Regions from separate parts of the Homo sapiens genome. Here region 2 is linked to region 1. The links are chromatin loops, found by intact Hi-C in ENCODE. Cell type or tissue: adrenal gland. All regions are shown on one strand.

Evidence for each region. Hi-C counts contacts between places; a loop is a spot of excess contacts. Peaks named below come from ENCODE experiments on the same cell type or tissue, not always from the same donor. Only the 100,000 strongest peaks of a DNase experiment are listed, where the experiment ranks them.
Region 2: it touches region 1 in a loop (3-fold over the local background); 2 of 110 quality-filtered maps call a loop at or near these places.

What each region holds. Positions count from the first base shown.
Region 1 is chr7:155,800,752-155,808,751 of GRCh38, reverse strand. SHH (sonic hedgehog signaling molecule) reads left to right here. Exons shown (of 3, transcript NM_000193.4): 2 at 2,195-2,456; 3 at 5,026-8,000. The coding sequence ends at 5,852. Among named protein-coding and RNA genes, the nearest start is that of SHH, 7.7 kb to the left of the region's middle. RefSeq lists enhancers at 1,648-2,616, 2,617-3,586 and a silencer at 3,493-3,672. In adrenal gland, no CTCF peak of the experiment used is centred here; DNase peaks (open chromatin) are centred at 3,161 and 3,367; H3K4me3 peaks cover 2,058 bases; H3K27ac peaks cover 1,671 bases; H3K27me3 peaks cover 1,211 bases.
Region 2 is chr7:156,541,063-156,549,062 of GRCh38, reverse strand. The region is part of intron 2 of RNF32-DT (RNF32 divergent transcript); the gene reads left to right. LINC00244 (long intergenic non-protein coding RNA 244) reads right to left here. Exons shown (of 1, transcript NR_024119.1): 1 at 7,962-8,000. Among named protein-coding and RNA genes, the nearest start is that of LINC00244, 4.6 kb to the right of the region's middle. In adrenal gland, a CTCF peak has its summit at 4,667 (motif pointing right); no DNase peak of the experiment used is centred here.

The DNA.
Region 1 (8,000 bases):
GCTGGGCTTCACGGTGGCTGCACAGAGTCGGGCTTGATTCGCGGCACACGACCCAATGAATTAATAACCGGCCTGGGCTTCCCGGCTTTGCCTGCGACAATCCCGCCCAGCGCGGGCGGAGGAGAGGCCGCCAGCCGAGGCCGCGCGGAGCCCGGGCCGGAGGAGGGCGCAAGGGGCGGGGGCGCCAACTCCAGCAACCCTCGGCCTCCGCCCCTCACTCGCGCAGCCACCTCCCGTCGCGGCCCGGCTGGACCCGGGTCTCCCTGCCCGGGGTCCTCCATGCCTGCCCAAGTGGCGCAGCTCACAGAGCTGGGGGCCAGGTCATCCTCACCCTGCCGCCCTCTCCCTGGCTGCCCTCCTGGGAAGCTGTTTAAAGCTTCTTCGGCACAGCCCCAGGGGAGGGAGCTGCGGTGGGGTGGGGGGCTTGCATGGGGGTCCCTGTGCGTGTTGGTGGTGTGCGCCTGCGCGCAACGGGCCTCACATCATAGCTCTACACTGACCCTGGTTTACTGATTGATTTTCATGTAAAACGCGTTCAATCCTCAAGATGACCTCACTCAAACTCTGCCCTTCCGACTTTTTTTTTTAACTGCTGGCAGGCCCACAAACATGCAGGCACTGACCTGTTACCAGGGCGGCCCCCAGCCCTACCCCACCCCCAGTTGTTGCATGTTGAACTCTACAACCATATTACTGGGTTTTATTGCTGCCAGATACACAGGACTTTTCCTGTTGCGCAATTTGTCACGTCCCCTTAAAGCGCCGCAGCAGTGGGGCCAGCGTCCTCGCCCCACCCTCTCGAAAGAGTCCCCCCAACCCACGCTACAGTTAGGGCCCTGGATAGAAGCTGTCCCTCCATGGCGACAACCAGACTCCAAGCAGAGCATCCTTCCAGACTGGAGGAGGTTAGAGGTCAGCCCCGCCCTCTGCAGAAGTCACCTTGAAATTGCCCCTCGGCCTCCACTTGGCGCAGCTTCTTGGGGGATGCCACCATCGTCATCTGTGCCAGTTCCCCCTCTTTAAATCCCATGTCCCACCAGCAGCAGCAGGGTAAACATCCAGGAAGCAAGTCAGTGCCCCCACAAACACACACAGTGGATTCAACTGCTTTCTGTCGCATCCTTATCTGAGGGTGACCCCAGAATTCCAGGGGAACCCCCACAATCTGAATCCCAGGTAACCCCGTCTGCATCTGCCTAGTCAGTGTTTCCTGCCTCCTCCCAGGCAACTTCCTGGGAAACTCCCCAGGCGGAGGACTCCGAGACCTCAGGCCTTCCTGTCTCCCCTCCCCCTCCTCTCAAACCCCTCCCCCTCCCTCCACCTCTTCAGTTTGCTCTTCAAACTTGCTGGACGCCATTCTATGCTGGGGCCAAGAACACAAGAGCGGAGGAAGGGAACAGGTTAAAGAAAACAAGAAACACAATCAGACCACAGAAAAGCCAGGCAGAAAAGGGTTCGACGGGCAAAAAGAATGTGGCTGTCCAGATAAAGAATGTCTGTCCCGGCCCCGGCCTGTGCTGCAAGTGGCAACTCACCTAGCCGCCTGCCACCCAGGCTCCCGCCCACCGCGCAGCCCCGCCAGCGGCTTCTCGCCTCCCCTCTGCCTCGGATAGGGTTAGGGCCTGAGGTAAATAAATGCAAGGCCTTCAATTCTCCAAGCAGTGCGCAGTGCATTTTTCTTTATTTCTGGGAACTTGCGCCCAGGTCTCTGTCAGGCCTGCTGTGAGGGATTCTACGCGGGGAGAAGGTGGAGGCTGCGCAGGTGGAGAAAGGGGCCCCAGAAGGGGGGCTAGAAGTGGAGGGCAACGTGGGGGCGGGGCGGGTATCCCAGAGGGTGCCCCTGGAGGGTCCTGTAGTTGATGTCTTAAACATGCAGGTCACTTGTTTCAGAGAAACTTTATTTGCTTCTTAGGCCTCGCTAGGAGCATCGGCTGTTTCAGGACCTGGAGAAAGGCCCCCAGCTCTACCCTGAGAGGACGTGCTCCTCCACGCTCCTCCGCAAATGCTGTCCCTCTTCCCCAGCCCAGGGCCCGGCTCTTCGGTGTGTCTGGGCCATTCCAACCCCCGTCTCCCCACCTCTCCGCATGGCCCTCGCGCCTTGAGACTGGGCAGGGCAGGCTGATGGAGGGGCCGGGAGGGGTGGCGGTTGCCCAGGCTAACGTGTCCGTCGGTGGGGGTCCCCTTGTCTTCGCAGAGGTGTAAGGACAAGTTGAACGCTTTGGCCATCTCGGTGATGAACCAGTGGCCAGGAGTGAAACTGCGGGTGACCGAGGGCTGGGACGAAGATGGCCACCACTCAGAGGAGTCTCTGCACTACGAGGGCCGCGCAGTGGACATCACCACGTCTGACCGCGACCGCAGCAAGTACGGCATGCTGGCCCGCCTGGCGGTGGAGGCCGGCTTCGACTGGGTGTACTACGAGTCCAAGGCACATATCCACTGCTCGGTGAAAGCAGGTAAGCTGGCCCTGGCCCCCCGGATCCGACCCAAGGAAGGCCATTGGCGCACCTCGGCTTGATTCAAGAGAAAAAGAAACCTGGGGGGAGGCTGAGGGCCAGGAGCAGGGTCGCTGGGCGATGACTGCGTTTCCGCGGTGGAACCTGCCCTGTGAGGTGCCGGCCCCTCGAAATCACCCCTACCTTTGAGGCCACAGAGCCCAAGGTTCTCCATGCCCCGAGATGGGGTCCTGTGGCTTCCTGCCCGCTTCTGGAGCCCCCACTGCAGGGGGTGGGAAAGCGTGACTGGGGGAGGGGCGCTAGGCCCTTCCAGGCGAGGGAAGACAGCCCTGCGCGGTTAGCCAGGTCTGGGCGAGCTCCTTCCTCTCGTTTAGGGCTTAAGAACCAACCGCCCCCACCCGCTATCCCAAGCGCAGGGGTGTCTATCCTGCCCCGGAGCCCGCGTCCTGGCTCCTCCCCGCCGGGCGCCCGTGGATCCTAAGCTGCCTTTGGGGAGAGGCCTGGTGGGCGGCAGTAAACCCAGGGGCAACCACCTCCAGCATCTGGAGGCGGCGCGCCCGGAGCCTGCGTTCCTACTGGGAGCCGGGCCGGGACGCCCTGGGCGGCGGGCAGGCCCCGAAACGCCGGCCCGAGTCGGCGCGAGGCTGTCTTCTCTGGGCCTGCAACGCCACACGCTGTTGCCGGCGAGGAACAGCCGTGGAGGAGGCGCCATCGCGCGCACGCAAACCTCCGGCCCGAGGCTGTGTGCACAGCGCTCTTCTCCGCCCGCATAAATTGGCACGTTTAGCAAAGCCGTTCACGGTGAATTTCGGGGAAACTCTGCCTTCCTCAACCCCCTTCCAGGCTTCCCTACTTGTCTCCTAAATTCCATGTTAATGGCACTATGTTAGTAGGAAAACACTGTTAAGGTGTCAAGGCACACTTGTAGGTAAAGGCTAGAGTGGCTTCTCGTCCCCACAGAAAGCAAAGGCGTGGAGCGGGGGCGGCAGGGGCGGGTGTGCGGCCCGGAGAGCTCCCGGCTGCAGGCAGGCAGGAGGCGGCGCCCCCACCTCGCGGGCTCGGCGGCGGCCCCTGGGCCCAGGGCGCCCCCTGCGCAAAACCTCCTCCCCGGCTCCCTGCCCGCGGGGTCCCCCTAGCGGGGGTCTCCGGAGGCCTCCTCCCAAGTGAGCAGCGCTAATCCATCCCCCGGATCGCGCCGGGAGAGCGGAGCCGCGGCGCGGGAGCCGCTCATTGGCATTCTGAGCACACGGGCGGGGGCGCGGGGCGCAGCGTGTCAAGCCGGGCCGTGCGACTCGACGACTCGGGCTCGCCAGCGCCCGGGGTCGCATTCCGGGGGGCTACGGAGGGCCTCCAACGGCCAGCCCCGCACTTCATGCCAGAGAAACCGATGAGAAGATTAAAAGCCCCCTGTAATTCCAGCAGGAAGATTCTTTCTGGCAATCTCTATTTGCAAAAAGCATGATCCCGGAGATTGGAATGCAAAGAAGACGGCCCTCCCCGCCCTCCTCCCCGGCCCCCTGCGCTCCGCCCCAACTTCAATTATTGTCCTGGGGACAGTGAGCCTCAGAGAGCGACAGAGGGCTCGAGAAAGCGGGTAGTCAAGGGGCCTTGAGACCCGGCGCTTCCAGCGCTCCGAACAGGCCCCGCCATTTAAAATTCAAATACACATCTTGAGTGCTTGGAAGAGAGGCCTGGCTGTGCAAATAGTGCTTGTGAATTGCACACGGGGTGGGGGGGGGTTGCACCTGAGCAAATAGGGAGGGGGAGGCCCGCGAGCTGGGGAGAGAGTGAGCTGAGAACAGGGAGGGGAGAAAATGGAAGTGTCCCCTTCCAAGAGTGTCTCCTGTTTATCCCAGAAATCACAATGACAATGCTGGGCCCTTTATTGGATTTTAATTAGAAAATCCACACAAGCCTCGGATTTTCACACCTCGGCCAATCTCTGGAATGTTTGTCCAGTTGCTACAACTACTGCAGCTATTTTTCACTCCCCGCCCCCGCCCCTCCGCAGGCCCACGCCGAGGCGCGGCAGGGTGCTGCGGGCAGGCGGGCAGGCGGGCAGGCGGGCCAGGGGTTTCCGCCGCGCAGCCCGGGTGCTGAGTGCGCGAGCAGGCGCCGCGCCCCGCGCCGGGGCGGGAGGGAAGGAGGGTGCGCCCGGCGCCCGCGGGAGCTCAAGGAGGCTTCCTGAGGAATCCAAGTGCAGAGCAAACACCCTCTGGATGGATTCGCGGCGAGGCCGGGTGTGTGCGGAGCTGGGGGTGGGGTTGGAGGAAGGCGGAAGGAAAGAGTGTCACCGGCCTCTGCAGGAAACGCCAGCCAACCTCTGTGACCGCCAGCCCAGACTTAGAGAGTCGTTAAGGAATGTGTCGGAATCCTGTCCCTGGGGCAGTGGGGTTGGGGGAGGGAGGTGTGTGCGGGACCCGCCTGGAATCAATCGCCCCGCCCCGCGCCTTGCGCACCCCTGGCCTAGGAGCGCGGGCACCAAGCGTGCGCCCTCCTCCCCGAGACGCGCCTCCCTCTCGGAACTCAATGCCCTGTCCTCTCTTCTTTCCCTTCTCCTCACCCGCAGAGAACTCGGTGGCGGCCAAATCGGGAGGCTGCTTCCCGGGCTCGGCCACGGTGCACCTGGAGCAGGGCGGCACCAAGCTGGTGAAGGACCTGAGCCCCGGGGACCGCGTGCTGGCGGCGGACGACCAGGGCCGGCTGCTCTACAGCGACTTCCTCACTTTCCTGGACCGCGACGACGGCGCCAAGAAGGTCTTCTACGTGATCGAGACGCGGGAGCCGCGCGAGCGCCTGCTGCTCACCGCCGCGCACCTGCTCTTTGTGGCGCCGCACAACGACTCGGCCACCGGGGAGCCCGAGGCGTCCTCGGGCTCGGGGCCGCCTTCCGGGGGCGCACTGGGGCCTCGGGCGCTGTTCGCCAGCCGCGTGCGCCCGGGCCAGCGCGTGTACGTGGTGGCCGAGCGTGACGGGGACCGCCGGCTCCTGCCCGCCGCTGTGCACAGCGTGACCCTAAGCGAGGAGGCCGCGGGCGCCTACGCGCCGCTCACGGCCCAGGGCACCATTCTCATCAACCGGGTGCTGGCCTCGTGCTACGCGGTCATCGAGGAGCACAGCTGGGCGCACCGGGCCTTCGCGCCCTTCCGCCTGGCGCACGCGCTCCTGGCTGCACTGGCGCCCGCGCGCACGGACCGCGGCGGGGACAGCGGCGGCGGGGACCGCGGGGGCGGCGGCGGCAGAGTAGCCCTAACCGCTCCAGGTGCTGCCGACGCTCCGGGTGCGGGGGCCACCGCGGGCATCCACTGGTACTCGCAGCTGCTCTACCAAATAGGCACCTGGCTCCTGGACAGCGAGGCCCTGCACCCGCTGGGCATGGCGGTCAAGTCCAGCTGAAGCCGGGGGGCCGGGGGAGGGGCGCGGGAGGGGGCGGGGCGGGGCAGCAACAGCAACGCAAAGCAAAAAGACACTCGGAAAAGGCGCACGAACCAGACTGAGTTATAATAAGAATAAGAATAATAAAGTAGGACAGTCCAAAGTAGACTCTAAGGAAACAAGGACCCCGGGAAGTTTTGTTGTTGTGCTTAGTTGATATATATTTTTTGAATTTTTTTGGTTATTGTTTTATTTTGGTTATTTTTTCCTCCTCTCCTGGCTATTTATTTGTTTGGTATGAATAGATGTTTTAAATAATATGAACCGGACCTTCAAGAGCCTTAAATAGTTTGTTTCTTGGATAATTTATTATGATCATGTGAACTGTACTCACGGGGGAAAGATTATTTTGTGAGGCCAAGCAACCTGCTCAGAGTCTATTTTTCTACATGTCCCTCGTCCCGGCTGTCAGAAAGCAAACCTCTGTCCCCGCCATCCCTCCCTTCCATCTCCTGCTTCTCAGCAAGTGCAAACTCAAACGTGCTTCATGGGGGTCCACAAATTATATTTTTATACACAGAATTGTAAATTAGATTTTTTGAGAGATCAATACTTAACTGAATTACATTTCATTTTTGAAATAGTGTAAAATATGAAAATATATTATTTTAATTTAACTAGTTTCCGATGTAACAGCCATCTCCTCTGTTGTCTTTATGGTTTCATATTCCCTTTGTATTCACCATTTTGCCACATTCTTGGAAGCCAAGACTGTTACACACACAACATACACACACACTTTTCTTTTTCTTTTCTTTTCTTTTTTTTTTTTTTTTTTTTTTTTGGACAAACTGGAAGAACTGTTATTTTTAACTTCAAAGAATTTATTAGAAAATAATATTTTTTAAAAGCGCACATAGTGACGAGCCCACGAGGATGGAGCCTGCAGTTTGTACAGAGAAAACAAAGGATGTTTTTGCATTAATAAATTGAGAAATAACGCTGTAAATTTACTAAAATGTATTTTTGAATATTTTGTAATAGTTTTATAGAAATAAAATGTGCCATGCACAGAACGCTTAGTATCTAATAACTAAGAATTCCTGTTGCAGCCCTTTTTCTTTTAGTTTTTGGCTTCTTTGTTTGGGAAACCTAGCGCTGACAGGAGCTCCCAATATTCTATTTAGATGTGTTGCTTATACTGTGAACTCAGACTGACTGACTTAGGTAACCAAAGTAGGCACACAAACCAACTTGTTTCTTCTCATGGCTGGAGAAACCTCAGCTCTGTTTGTATTTATTGTGTGAAGCTCTTTCTACACTCCCAAAGGTTGGGAGTGCCATTCGTGGGGACTGTGCTGTCCCCCTCACCCCACCCCTTAACTAGCAAAGCCTGATGTGTAAGCCCAGAGGAGGTGGCCTGGGGATGGCCACCAACAACCTTCTCTTAGGACTCCTGTGTGTGGTTGCTGGGCAGACCCCTGGCCTGACCCTGTTTGTGCTTCTCTGATCTGTAGGGAGGAGGCTCATTGCTGCTTTCTGAGGTCCTGTTGTGTCCCTTCCAGAAAGCATCCTTAGAAGAGAGGACCCGGTTTGATCTTCTCTGAAGCTCCTATCCTCTTTTCTTGAGGGTCCCCTTAAATCTGAGTGGCAAGCCCACAGTGGCGAGGGCCAGTCGCTGGAATGTCGGGGCTGCTGTTGAGGTCCTCAGGCTACACTGGTTGTCTGTGTCACATGGCGGTCGGGCGTGGACTTTGATCCCTGTTGAGAGAGCATGCTGCTGTGGGCGCTGGGCTGGGGAAGGTCCTTCCATGCTTCATGCTGCCTTGGAGGTTTGGCCAAGAGGGTCTCTGCCCTTGGCGGTTGTCAGGGTCCCAGGTGGAGGACTACTCCCAGTTCTTTGGCTTACGGAAGGTGTCTGCCATGCTTTGTGCTTTGGGCCGAATCGTCTGAGCAGGCTGGGCCTTGGAAGAGTTGCGCTGCATGAGCTTGGGGCCTCCCAGCAGCTGCAGCCTGTGTAGAAGGTGGTCCAGGCTTAGGGAACAGGAGTGAACAGACTTCAGCCCCACCTGGCAGGGGCTGGCTCCCGAGGTTGGGCCCAGTCCCTGAGGGTCTGCTCTGCTACGGGTCTGCCCTTGAGTGGCCTTCCGTGGAGGGTGTGTGACCAGG
Region 2 (8,000 bases), 740 kb before region 1:
TGTATGGCTTGCCTTGATGATGTCTTTCATTAGTTTTGGAAAATGTTACCGATGATCTCTTTAAACAGTGGTTTTTCTGTACTCTGGCTTTGGTTTCTCTCTGGATCTGCAGTTTGAGGCATGTTAGGTCATTTCCCTGAAGTCCAGCAGGCCTATCATGCTGTCTTCTGCAGTCCCCACCCTTTTCTTCTCTGTGCTTTAGTCGCGACATTTTCCATTGACCTGGACTCTAGTTCATGACCCTTTCTTCTGCTGGGTATCATCTGCTGTTAAACCCATCTGTTGAGTTCTTAATTTCAATTATTGTATTTTCCAGTTCTAAAATTCCCATTTGGTTCTTTTTAATAGATGTCAATTCTCTGGTGAGATTTCCCATTTTTCATTATTTTCCCCATCATTTCCTTGAACATATCCATAAACTATTTTAAATTCCTTACCCGGTAATTTCAATATGTGCATCAAAGGTGGGTGTATTTCTGTTGACTTGTTTCCCCTGACTTTTGGTCACTGAGTTCTGTCACGTTAATGTGCCTGGAATTCCCCTGCCCGCCCTGAATTCTAGACCTTGTATATGAACAGTTGTGAGATCTCTGGGTGTTGTCTGCTCCCAGAGAGGGTTCATGCTTTCTGTGCGAGGCAGATCAAGGAGGCGATGGTTGCCTTTCCCTCGCTGTGGTCTAAGCTGACTTGAGGCTGGGCCGTCAGCTGGGCTCTGTGTGCCTCTCCCCTCCTGGGGTCTCAGCCAAAGGCCGTGGGGATCAGCAGGCTCCTCTTCTCGGCAGGTGCTAATCTCCAAGCCTTGATTTTTCTAGAACTTGCTAAACATTCGCTACTGTGGCTTGGGGCTTTCTTTTTGGCTTGGTGCCTTTCCACCCCTTGCAGCCTCATAAGGCAGCGTATGTGTGAAGGAAAATGCTGACACCCGCCAGGACTGGTTTATCCCTCCCCTTCTCAGGGGGAACCTGGTCCCTCGAGTCTCTCATTTTAGTTCTCCATCCACATGAGCCTGCCGAAGCCTGGGTGGGGTCTCTGCCTCTCAGTCGTGGCCTCAGGACCGGCCCTTTGTGCAGACCGCAGTCTCGCTCTATATCAGGCTTGATGGGAGAAGCTGCAGGACGTGGCCCCCTCTCTGGGGAGCTTACCCTTCTCCGTGGTTTGGCCGTTTCAAGTCCTGTGGTCTCTGTGGTGCTTCAATGCTTTCAAACAGATCTTCGGGGTGTTTTTTTTTTTTTTTCCCCAGATTTTCTGTTTAATATTGGCAGGAGCACTGGCTCACCACAAGCAACCTCCTACATCAGCAACTTGAGCTTTTTCCAAATAAAAAAAATTTAAAACATCAATAATAAATAACTGTCCTCTTGGAAGCTGCAAGGGAAAAGCAACCCTATACTGATTTGAAGAATTAGACAGGCACCTAGCAGTGAGCTGAAATTTCATCATGCCCTGCTGTGAGTTTTTGATTCTTCCCCCGACCCTTTTTTTTTTTTTTTTTTTTGGAAAAAAAAAAGTCAGGTTAAGAAAGTTCCTTTCTATTTTGTATATTGTTTAAACACATGAATGATTGTTAATTTTATAAAATGATTTTTCTGAATCAACTGAGGAGAGCATATGTCTTTTCTTCTTTAATCTGTTAGGTTAACTTAGTAGTTACTTTGTAGATATTCTGGTGTTGAACCATTTTCACTCTTGGGTTAAATCCCACGTTGCCATGATAAATGATCTGTATACACGGCTGATGTGCTAATATTGAGTTTGGAATTCTTGCGTGTGTGAGCAAGAGCAGGGATGGCAAGTGACGTTTTCCTGCATTTTCCCGCTCTGGTTCTAGTGTTAATGTTGCTGGCTGCGTTAAACGGGTCGGACCCTCCTCTGGCCCTGCTCGTCTGTGAGCCTGGTTTACCTGGTACCTCGGGGATGCTGTGTCATGGTTGTCGTGCTGTTTTCAAACTCCACTACTCTCAGGTTTCCTTTTTTTTTTTTTTTTTTTTTTTTTTTTTTTTTTTTTGAGATGGAGTCTCGCTCTGTTGCCAGGCTGGAGTGCAGTGGCGCCATCTCGGCTCACTGCAAGCTCCGCCTCCTGGGTTCAAGCAATTCTTCTGCCTCAGCCTCCTGAGTAGCTGGGATCATAGGCATGCACCACCACGCCCAGCTAATTTTTGTATTTTTAATAGAGATGAGGTTTCACCATGTTGTCCAGGCTGGTCTTGAACTCCTAGCCTCAAGTGATCCACCCACCTCAGCCTCCTAAAGTGCTGGGAATACAGGTGTGAGCCACCATGCTCAGCCAGCTTTCCATTTTTGTATCACCTTTGGTTCATAGAGTTATTTAGCTAAATTTGAGCTTGATCATGTTTTTTTTTTTTTTGGCAGGGGGTGGGGCGGGGGGTGGTGTGGTTGGTAGATTTTATCTGTCATGGTAAATGTTTGGGCCTGAGAGGGAACCTCAAAACTGATGCTATAATGACATCTTGGCAAGAAGCCCGCAAGAGGACATTTATTTATTTTTGAATGTTTTAAACGTTTTTGTTTGGAAAAGGCTCAAGCGCAGCAGGAAGGTTGAAGAATGCTGTGAGGAGCACACGGGTGCAGATAATCGTTGGTGAGCGTTCTTGCCATGTTGAACTGATGTGTGTACAACTTCTCTGCTGAACTGAGAAAAGCACATTTTGGATGTTGTCACTTTGCTCCTTAGTGCAACATGCACCTCCAAGAGAGTCTTTCAGAGCTTGGAGAAGACCCAGTTTCTGATGGATGAGAGATCTCGCCGTGCAGCCACCCCTTCCCTTCATCCTCATCATCATCCGTGTTCACTTCCGTGATTTCTAACTGCTGGAAGGACAGCAGTTGCAGCACAGGAGGCTTTCCAATGATGACGGACCGGGAGGCAGCCCTCCCGTGGTTTTCTGCTGCTGTGTCTGTTTCCTGGGCAACAACAGCTTTGTGCCACGTTTCTCAGTCTCCTCCCCAAGAGATCCTGTGTGCATTTCATCTGTTACTCTACAGGGAACACCTGAATTTAAAATTGTTAAAACGCTGTAGTAATGAGTTTTCTCAGGCCTGTAACTGATGTCAGGAGACCTTTCCGGCCCATTCACGAAATGTGTCAGATATAGAATAAGTCTAACACAAAATTCACAAATATATGCTTGGATAAAAAGGCCATCATACTGAGAAAAAAAATATTACCTCAGTGCCAACAAATTAAAAATAATTTTATATCCAAATTGTTGACTAAGGTATTCCCAGGTTTCTCACATCCAGGTTTTTATGCTAAAGTTCTTTATAAAAAGAAAATTTTTAATTTTTTTTACTTCGGAATACACACCTGTTTGCTTTACTCATTTGAATTTGATGATGTGTTTTCAAAGAGTGATTGAATGAAACCTGTACTTATCTTGTGTGTGTTTTCTGGTGTTCTGTGTAATGAGCAGGAAGCCTCATTAGTATTGAATGCATATGCCCCCGTATTACCTGGTGTGATCTCTGGCCAGGCGGTGCATGTCCAGAGGCCTGAGTAGGAGGTGGGTAAACCAGTTCCCCGATTCTGGCCTACCACCAAGGCTTGGTCAGACAGAGTCAAAACAAATACTTATTAAATTAAATCAAATAAGTGGGTTCTGGTAGTTGGGTTGGTTGGAGCGTTTACTGTGCAAGGAACAATGGAAATGCAGATGGGGTCTCTGCATTTCCGTTCACTTTTCTCCCAGTGTGGAGTGGTAGATTGCCTTCCTGTTCCCTCCTTTACTCCTCCTTAGACTTCGGGTTATTCACATGACTTCACACATGTGACTCTGCAGCTCCACCTGCTGAAGGGGTGCTTTGCATTTTCCTGCCCTGGACTTTGGATTCAGATGTGTGAGTTGCATTGACGTATGGAACGGGGCATAAGCCTAGAACTCAGAGGCCTTTTTTCCCCCAGCCTCTTGCACTTCTTCCTTTGTGTTGGGGACTTGCCCAGGATAGCCCACTTCCTTTGAGTTGGGACCTGGCCCAGGATAGCCCACTCTTCCCAGGAAGAGACTGGAGGAGCAGAGGTGAGCTGCTCTAGCTGAACCCAGCCTAGATCGGCTGACCCCTAGCTGACCTTCAGGTGTGTGGGAGCCACGGAAGCGCCTTCTGTGTGCTGTGCTGGAGTTCTGTGGTTGCCTGGGTCTGTGCCTACAGGTAACTGTTAGTGTTAACCGAGGACGCCTTGAGACAGAGAGGCACTGTCTTTGTCTTAATGTGATACAAAATGTGTTAACTGACAATGCGACAGGCTTTCTATTTCCTTTTAATAGTCTTCCTAATGAAAATAATCCAAGAACTGTAAATATGAAAAGTTTGACCTCAGACTTGAGGCCTTTACTTTACAGAAGAAGAATGGGCTCGTGATTTAAAGTTGGCCTGAGTGGGGCTGGAACCCTGGCCCTGGAACGCCTGGAAGCTGCAGACTCTCTTGTATGATGAGAAAAGGCGCTAGGACCACCCAGTTGTGTTCTGCACATGGAAAGTCTAACTCAAAAAGCAGCCTCCCTTGCTGGAGTCCGTCCGTCTATGGAGGAACCGTCAACGTTTTAAATAGTTTAGTCTTTGTGCGCGGTTGGCCGTGTGCTGGTTCCTGGGGCCCCAGGTTTGACCCGAGAAGTGGCAGGGCTGTGCTATCTCCCGAGTTCCTAGGCACAAGATGTCACTATTGTGCTGACTGTGGAGATAACGTTCTTGTTGAAATTTTAATGCCTTTAATGGTTTGCCTTTTTAGCCCAGAGTGAACTAATCAGACAGCCTCTGCTAGGACATAAATCATAGCATATTTCTGAGGAAACTCGGGTGAAATAAATCAAGGAATTTTTTTTTTAATCAGCTCTTCAATCACTCTTTTTAGTCACGTAGAAAAATGGTCCATGCTGTATTTACAGTTTGATGGTAAGGAGATGTTTAACATCAATGTAGGAGATTAAAAATGACAAGTTATATGGTGAAGAGTGTGAAAAGGTGTTTACACTGACATGCAATATCTCGGCTGATCTACAACTCAATAATAGATACCATAAATCTCACCGCAGGCCCATGAGGCTGCGCGCGGGAGAAGCAAACATGACGGGTCGGCGGCTCTCCCACCCGTGGGCAGGCCTCGCTGCCCAGCTCCAGCCAAACCTCGCAGAGCCACCTCGCAGCTCTCCGGAGCGGGCCATGGCGCAGCCTCCCAGCGGCCACAGGCAGCGCTTCTCACATGTGCGCGTGCCCGGTGCAGGTTCGCCCACTCTGCCTCTCCTTTCAATGAATTGGAATGCCTTCCTGATTCTGTGAGTGAAAAATCAACCTGAGAAAATAATGTTTTATTCCACCTCTAGTCCCAAACACATTCTAGTTCTTTGTTTAATCAAACAAAAATCTTCATCAAAAGTGTACTTACCCTACTTTTTTAATAGACATTACTTTTTACATTATTATTATTATTATTATTATTATTATTATTACTATTGAGATGGAGTCTTGCTCTGTCGCCCAGGCTGGAGTGCAGTGGCACCATCTTGGCTCACTGCAGCCTCCACCTCCCGGGTCCAGGCGATTCTCCTGCCTCAGCCTCCCAAGTAGCTGGGATTACAGGCACCCGTCACCACACCCAGCTAGTTTCTGTATTTTTCAGTAGGGTCAGAGTTTCACCATGTTGGCCAGGCTGGTCTCGAATTCCTGACCTCAGGTGATCTGCCCTCCTCGGCCTCCCAAAGTGCTGGGATTACAGGTGTGAGCCACTGTGCCTGGCCACATATTGTTTTTAATTGACAAATAATTGTGTATACTTTTGGGGTAAACTGTGATGTTTTGATCTAGGTAATACATTGTAGAAAGATTCAATCAAGCTAATTAACATATCCATCACCTCACCAACTTATTTTTTTGTATGTGATAAGAATGTTAAAAATCTATTCTTTTAGCAATTTTGAAATATACAGTATGTTATTATTAACTGTGGTTGCCATGAAGCACATTAGATCACTAGAACTTCTTCCTCCATGCGAAGGGAGACCTTGGATCAGCATCGTCCTCTCCCCACCACCACAGCCTCTGGGGCAAAAATCACCTTTCTGCTTCCAGTGTCTATGAGACTGACTTTTTAAATTTCACTGTAAGTGAGGTCACACAGTATTTCTTTCTGTGCCTGGATATTTCCCTTAGCATAATGTCCTCCTGGTTCATCCTTATTGTTGCAAATGACAGAATTTCCTTTTATATTTTCTTAAGGCTGAATAATATCCCATTGCGTATATATGCCACGATTTTTTTTTTGAGCGGAGTCTCACTCTGTTGCCCAGGCTGGAGTGCAATGGTGTGATCTCGGCTTACGGCAACCTCCACCTCCTGGGTTCAAGCGGTTCTCCTGCCTCAGCCCCCAGAGTAGCTGGGGGTACAGGTGTGCGCCACCACACCTGGCTAATTTTTTGTATTTTTAGTAGAGACGGGGTTTCACCATGTTAGCCAGGATGTTCTTGATCTCCTGACCTCGTGATCTGCACGCCTCAGCCTCCCAAAATGCTGGGATTACAGGCGTGAGCCACCATGCCCGGCCATATACCACGATTTCTTATACATTCATCTGTCGATGGACACTTAGGTTATTCCAAATCTGGACTATTGTGAATAGTGCTGCAATAAACCTGAGAATGCAGGTATCCCTTCTGCATACTGATTTCATTTCCTTTGGGTCTTTCCCCCGCTGTGGGATTGCTGGATTGTATGGTAGTGCTACTTTTAACTTTTTGAGGAACCTCCATGCTGTCTTCCAAAATGGCTGTACTAGTTTACATTCCTACACACAATGTGCAAGCTTCCCCCTTCCCTACATCCCTGCCAACACTTGCCATTTGTGTTTTTCGTAATAACCTTCTAACAGGCGCGTGGTGATATCCAGTGGTTTTCATGTGCACCTCCCTGCTGACTTGAGAAGTTGTGCATCTTTAATGTACCTGTTGGCTGTGTGCATCTCATCCTTTAAGACGTGTCTGTTTGGATCCTTTGCCCATTTTGTAATCAGGTTCTTTGTTTTCTTGCTGCAGGGTAGCTTGAGTTCCTCATGTATTTTGGATGTTTAGCCCCTCACCAGATGGATGGTTTACGGATATTTTCTCATTTTGTGGTTTGCCTCCTCACTCTGTCGATCGTTTCCTTTGCAGCACACATTCCAGTTCTTGCAAAAGAATTGTAGATGGTGGATGGTTTTGGATTTTGATTTTATTTTAAAAATGAGTGATATTTATTATATAAAACATTCGATGTAAAAACTTGACAAACCCCAGGATTATTAAAATGATATGTAAAGTAGAAATAAGTTTACTGTAAGTGAAGCCTCAAGGGCTCGCTTACAAGCTTTTATGCTTTAGCCTTTTAGGGCCATCCTTTCCCCATTTCCCTTTTCAACAAAAATGAAAATCCTATAAACAAAATCAGCATTTACTTTCACTTGCACACGTGCACATACGCGCGCATGCACACACACACACACACACTCTGGCATGTTTCCTGGGTCACACTGTGTTACAGGCTGATGTTTTCTGAATTGGGACGGAGAGTGGTTGGTATCAGCCTATTCACATTCTCTTGGCCGCCGTTGCACTTGATGCCAATAGGAAGGAGTTATGAGAGAATGATCGAGGTTAGTAGTAGGTTCCGGGTATCAATACTTTTTAGAATTTTTGATTGTATTCGGTAAGTATTTATTGAGTACCTATCATAGACACAGCCAAATAGTAGCTGCTGTGAAGAATGTAAAAGCCATGAAGCCACGGCTGTTGTTCTAGGAGGTTGTAATTCGTTGAGAAAGGCTATAGTATAGTGCTAATCAAATCACATTAGAACCAACTAAGCTGGCTTAAGCCCATCAACAAAATAAAAAGATATGACCATAGAAGAATAATGACTATAAAAAAGGATTTTTTTCTAATAGCACATTATAATGTTTTAAAACTCAACTTCATAATAGCATACAATGTAAGGATTTCCATAGCATATCACTTCTATCC